2 separate regions of the Homo sapiens genome follow, and region 1 is linked to region 2. A link is an interaction called in ENCODE POLR2A ChIA-PET data of the cell type or tissue named here. Cell type or tissue: endothelial cell of umbilical vein. All regions are shown on one strand. Links, peaks and the distances in the headings refer to the core of each region. The heading gives the core; the rest is flanking DNA. Region 1 overlaps PRKCH (protein kinase C eta). Region 2 overlaps HIF1A (hypoxia inducible factor 1 subunit alpha).

Region 1 (2,925 bases), core at 204-2,703, 420 kb before region 2:
TCCACACATATATGACCCACTGATTTCTGATAAAGCTGCCAAGAAGGCAACTCAGTGGGGGAAATGATAGTCTTTTCAACTAATGGTGCTTGAACAACTGGATAGCCACATACAGTAATATGAGCCTTGACACTTACCTCACATCCTACAAAGACATTAATTCAAAATGGATTATAGACCTAAATGTAAGAGTTTAACTGTGAAACTTCTATAAGAAAACAAAATTGTAGTGACCTTGGGTTCAGCAAAAAATTTTTAGATAGCGTACAAAAGGCACCAACTATAAAAAAATCAGTAAGTTGGACTTTATCAAAATGAAAAACTATTGCTTCCCAGAGAATGTTTAAGAAAATAAAAACCCAAGCCACAAATGGGGGAAAATAACTGCAATACGTAAATGAAAGATGTGTAACATGAATATATAAAAGAACTCTAACAGCACAATAATAATGAGAAAAATACCTAATTTAAAATCCAACAAATGACTTGTAACTTGTCAAATATTTCAATAGGCACTCACCTTCATGCCAAATAGCACATTAAAAGATGCTCAAAATCATGAGTCATTAAGGAAATGCAAATTAAAACCAAAATGAGATCTCAGTATGTTCCCACTAGAAAGGTTAAAATTAATAAGACTGACCATACCAAGTGTTGGTGAGGAAGTGGAGCACCTGGAACTCTCATATGCTATGGTGAGGAATGTAAAATGGTAAATCATGTTGGAAAATAGTTTGGCAGTTTCTTAAACTATCAAACATATGCCTACTATATAACTTACTGTTTAGTATTTACTAAAAGAAATGAAATCATTCATACAAAAGCTTGTCCACGAGTGTTCATAGCATCTTTATTTGTAATAACCCCCAAAGTGGAAACAACTCAAATGTCAACAGATGAATGTTTAAACAATTGTGGTTTATCCATACAATGGAATATTACTCAGCAATAAAAAAGATGAACTATTACACATGTAACAACAGGAATGAATCTCAGAATAATTATGCTGAGTGAAAGAAACTAGACAAAAAAGTACGGTTTCATTTATGCAAAATTCTAGAAATGAAAAGGAGTCTATAGTGACAGGAAGCAGATCAGTGGGTGCCTAAAAATGGAGAGTGGAGGTAAGGGAGGTGGATTACAAAGGAGGCAGAAACTTTTAGGGGAGATGAATATTTGTGTTATTCTGATTGTGGCAATGATTTCACAGTTATATACATATGTCAAAGCTTATTAAATAGTTCACTTTAAGTATGTGCATGTTACTATATGACAATTATACCTGAATAAAGCTGTGGGGAAAAAAACCAATCAGCGCTTATCCATATTTTACTGAAGGTGTTAAGTAAGATGCTAGTAAATGACAGAATTTCAGCTGAGCCAAGTCTGACTCTTGAAAACTACATTTCCTCTTTAGTGCAGAAAATATTTATGAGAATGGGAGCGTAGAAAAAATGAAATCACAATAAAACAAATTAGTTTCTGATTTTTGGACATGGTCTCATTTTCTAAATTATCACTGTCAGTTTTTTTTCTGCTGCTTCTAGAACATGTTTATTTTGCATAATTTCTCTGGCTTCCAAAATCTGAAGAATTGCCTCTGTTTAAACTCTATTTTCTTCTTTCGTGTACTTGCTCTTGATTTGCTGACCTTCTAAATGGGGACCAGCATCTAATGCTTAATGCAGAGTGCTGGGGACATGGGGAGGCAGGAGGAGCTGGAGGCTGCGTCATGGAAAGACCTTGGCGCCCCCTCAGGAAGGAAGGACTGGCTTGGCAGGATCCCAGGCTGTTTTCCTGGTTCAGCCCTCCCGAAGACATTGTGTTCTCTGCAGCCCTGGAGGGCCTCTTTCTCTCAATTTCTCAGTGAGGTACCTGTTTTGTAATCAGTCCTGTCAGGTGAAGCAGCCATGTTACTACTGGACAATCATGGATTATCTTTTCCCTTCCTTCCTGGATCCAGGTGTCTGAATTTATACCACCAAAATTCTTCCAGATTTTCTATCTAGTGGTTCATTCTCTTTTGTACTTTGTAGTGCCGTTGTTTATTCTCATGATTGATTTTTTTCTGAGCCAATTGGAAGGAATGTCTAACACTGACTGATCAACCCACAGTGTTTAAGAGGAAAAATATATTTTAGAATCTTGAGGGAGTTTTATTTCAGTGTATGTGAATTGTATTGGCTATGTAGCGTCTTCATTTTCATTGTAAGAAGAATTTTGCTACAGTGGGACCGGCTGCTTCTCATCACAAACAGGTTGTGGCTCAGATATTTTCCCCTTTGGAGAGCATTTTCCTGGTCATATTATTATCTTGTTGTCTTTCGTTGCACTCATTGCTCTCTGAGATCATTTTGTTAATGAATTTGCTTATTATACTTTCCTCCTTTAGATTACAAATGGCTTGAGAGCAGGGACCCACCTCTCTTATTCACTGTCCTAACCCTGGGACAATGTCTCATATGTAGTAAACATTAAATATTTGTTAAATGAAATTTTATGTGATTGGGGGACAAGTAAAGTGTAAGTACTTTGGGAGCATCTTTCCATCTTTCTAAAAGAAAGAAATGAAAATAGTTGAGGAGTTACTGGATGAACAGTATTCCTCTGTTAAATCAATCAATGACATACCAATATGTGCTTGAAAGACTGGGCCTGGGCCGGGCGCGGTGGCTCACGCCTGTAATCCCAGCACTTTGGGAGGCCGAGGCGGGTGGATCATGAGGTCAGGAGATCGAGACCATCCTGGCTAACAAGGTGAAACCCCGTCTCTACTAAAAATACAAAAAATTAGCCGGGCGCGGTGGCGGGCGCCTGTAGTCCCAGCTACTCGGGAGGCTGAGGCAGGAGAATGGCGTGAACCCGGGAAGCGGAGCTTGCAGTGAGCCGAGATTGCGCCACTGCGGTCCGCAGTCCGGCCTGGGC
Region 2 (2,925 bases), core at 217-2,716:
AACTGTTTTTAAACATTAGTTCCAATGTAGTGTACACTGAAAACTTTTATGAAAGGAATTTCAAAAATTAAGATAAACCATTAAAAACGTAATTACTAAGTACTACTACTACTACAATGATATTTACATAATAGACTGAGTTACATTTCATAAAGACAATATATCTGTATAAGAATTTTTAAACTTCCCTGTCTATATAATAGAAGTTTTAGAGAAATTTTTTAAAAACCAAAGAAAACTGCAAAATAAGATCACTTACCTATTTGGCATTCTCAACTGTCTGGAACAGCAAGGAGCCATTATGATTATGCATTTGGTTTGTGGGGTGTCTTGAAAAGTCAAAATAATGTAACAAAGCTGATGTACTTTACTCATTAGAACAATTCTTCACAATTTAATATTAATTTTAGATATACATAGTTCATGTTTGATAACCAGATCAATACTGAGTGAAAAATAGCATAGTGGGAAGAGCAGGGGAGGGGAGGTAGGGATCTGGAGACCTAGAGTGTACTTCCATATTGCAACTAGTGAGCAGTAGGACTTTGAGAAAGTTACCCAATAGGCCTCAGGGTTCTAATTTATAAAATGGGTATGATATGCCTGCCTTATCTGTCTTGGGAACTTAAGTAAGGTTAAAATGAACTAATGAACTTGAAATGTTTTATAAACTGAAAATGCTATACGAATGTGAGATTGATCTTGTATTTCAATAGTCCCAACAATATCACTGCATTGTTATATTAGGTGGAATAAAAGGACAATATTTAACTGTTTTGACTCTACAATAGTGTCAATTTAGTTGTGTTCAGCTCTATTTTATAAAATAGGGATACGCATACTGTAGAAAATTTCCTGTTAAATTAAGCTTTGACGGCCAGGTGCTCACGCCTGTAATCCCAGCACTTTGGGAGGCCAAGGTGGGCAGATCACTTGCGCTCAGGAGTTTGAGACCAGCCTGAGCAACATAGTGAAATCCTGTCTCTACAAAAATATGTATATATAAATTAGTCATAATCCCAGCTACTTGAGAGGCTGAGGTGGGAGGATCACTTGATTCCAGAGGCAGGGCTTGGTTGCAGTAAGCAGAGATCACGTCTCTGCACTCCAGCCTGGCTGACAGAGTAAGACCGTGTTTCACCAAAAAAAAAAAAAAAAAATTAAGCTTTTACTTTTAAGATGATAAACTTTAGTGATCAGGAAAGTTATCTTATGTATATTATATTCCTTAATATTGGAGAACTAAAGAATTATGTATTTTCTTTAAAAGCGCTCACTGGATATTTTTTTTAAAAACGCTATATTTTCATTTAGAATTTTTTTCTTTTCAGAACTACAGTTCCTGAGGAAGAACTAAATCCAAAGATACTAGCTTTGCAGAATGCTCAGAGAAAGCGAAAAATGGAACATGATGGTTCACTTTTTCAAGCAGTAGGAATTGTAAGTATGAGTAGTAGGTTTTGCTTTTCTAGCTAATGTGCTATTTCGTGTGTGTGTGTGTGTGTGTGTGTGTGTGTGTGTTTCCACGTTTCTTCCAAATAGTAAAGTTATATTTTCAGAAGTTATACATTGGGTTTTTTTACTCTGTATGCACTGGTTTTTAAAAATACAAATGTTTAATACATACATTCTTGGTATAAAAATTCCAAACAATTCCAGTGTATTTTGAGTTAAAAAGTGAAGTTCTCCCCTTACTCCACCCTGAATATCACCACCAATCTCATTCTCTTCCCTTTAAGTTACTTTGCCTTATTAAAAGAACTGCTATTGGCCAGGCACAGTGCCTCACGCCTGTAATCCCAGCACTTTGGGAGGCCAAGATGAGGATCACTTGAGGTCAGGAGTTCGAGACCAGCCTGGCCAACTTGGTGAAACCCTGTCTCTACTAAAAATACAAAAATTAGCCAGGCGTGTTGGTGCACAACTATAATCCCAGCCACTCTGGAGGCTGAGGCAGGAGAATAGCTTGAACCCGGGAGGTGGAGGTTGCGATGAGCTGAGATCAGGCCACTGCACTCCAGCCTGGGTAAGAGAGTGAGAGTCCATCTCATATTTAAAAAAGAACTGCTATGTTTTGGGGTAAGTCAATGGTGGTATAATACATTCTGATATTTTCAAACTAAATTAACTGGAAAGTATTTATAGACAGAATGGTCATAATGGATGACAAATAACTTAAGAAAGAATTCAAAATAATTTAGGGTAGTATTTAAGAAACTGCCTATAATGTTATTAAATTTACACCAATTTCAAGGTTTTTGGTTGTTTAAAAAAAAAATTCAACAAACTAAACTTGAAATAACTTTACTGTTTATAGGGAACATTATTACAGCAGCCAGACGATCATGCAGCTACTACATCACTTTCTTGGAAACGTGTAAAAGGATGCAAATCTAGTGAACAGAATGGAATGGAGCAAAAGACAATTATTTTAATACCCTCTGGTTAGTTTATTCTTTTTGACCTTGAACATCACAAAGACAAAATACATGAAACATTTTTATTTAGGAGCTTTAATCTAAGTGAGAATGACTTTGGTTCCTTAGCAAGATTAAAAAGTAAAGTTGTGGCTGGGCGCGGTGGCTCACACCTGTAATCCCAGCACTTTGGGAGGCCGAGGCAGCCAGATCATCTGAGGTCAGGAGTTGGAGACCAGCCTGGCCACCATGGTGAAACCCCGTCTCTACTAAAAATACAAAAATTAGCTGGGCGTGGTGGCGGGCGCCTGTAATCCCAGCTACTTGGGAGGCTGAGGCATGAGAATTGCTTGAACCCGGAAGGCAGAGGTTGCAGTGAGCCAAGATGGCACCACTGCACTCCAGCCTGGGCGACAAGGGTGAGACTCTGCCTCAAAAAAAAAAAAAAAAAAAAGTACAGTTGTATTTCATGTGATGGTCTTAATACAGAGATTAACATTTCAAGGTG

What was found. ChIA-PET counts read pairs that join two places held together with the same protein. Peaks named below come from ENCODE experiments on the same cell type or tissue, not always from the same donor. Only the 100,000 strongest peaks of a DNase experiment are listed, where the experiment ranks them.
Region 1: POLR2A ChIA-PET joins it to region 2 with 5 read pairs; 3 of 35 experiments call an interaction of 5 or more read pairs at or near these places.

The regions. Positions count from the first base shown.
Region 1 is chr14:61,325,311-61,328,235 of GRCh38, forward strand. All of the region lies in intron 1 of PRKCH (protein kinase C eta), which reads left to right. Among named protein-coding and RNA genes, the nearest start is that of PRKCH-AS1, 4.0 kb to the left of the region's middle. In endothelial cell of umbilical vein, for the core only: no CTCF peak of the experiment used is centred there; a DNase peak (open chromatin) is centred at 1,751; H3K27ac peaks cover 2,229 bases.
Region 2 is chr14:61,743,374-61,746,298 of GRCh38, forward strand. It overlaps HIF1A (hypoxia inducible factor 1 subunit alpha), which reads left to right. Exons shown (of 15, transcript NM_001530.4): 13 at 1,332-1,440; 14 at 2,318-2,444. The region is part of intron 1 of HIF1A-AS3 (HIF1A antisense RNA 3); the gene reads right to left. Among named protein-coding and RNA genes, the nearest start is that of HIF1A-AS2, 4.3 kb to the right of the region's middle. In endothelial cell of umbilical vein, for the core only: no CTCF peak of the experiment used is centred there; no DNase peak of the experiment used is centred there.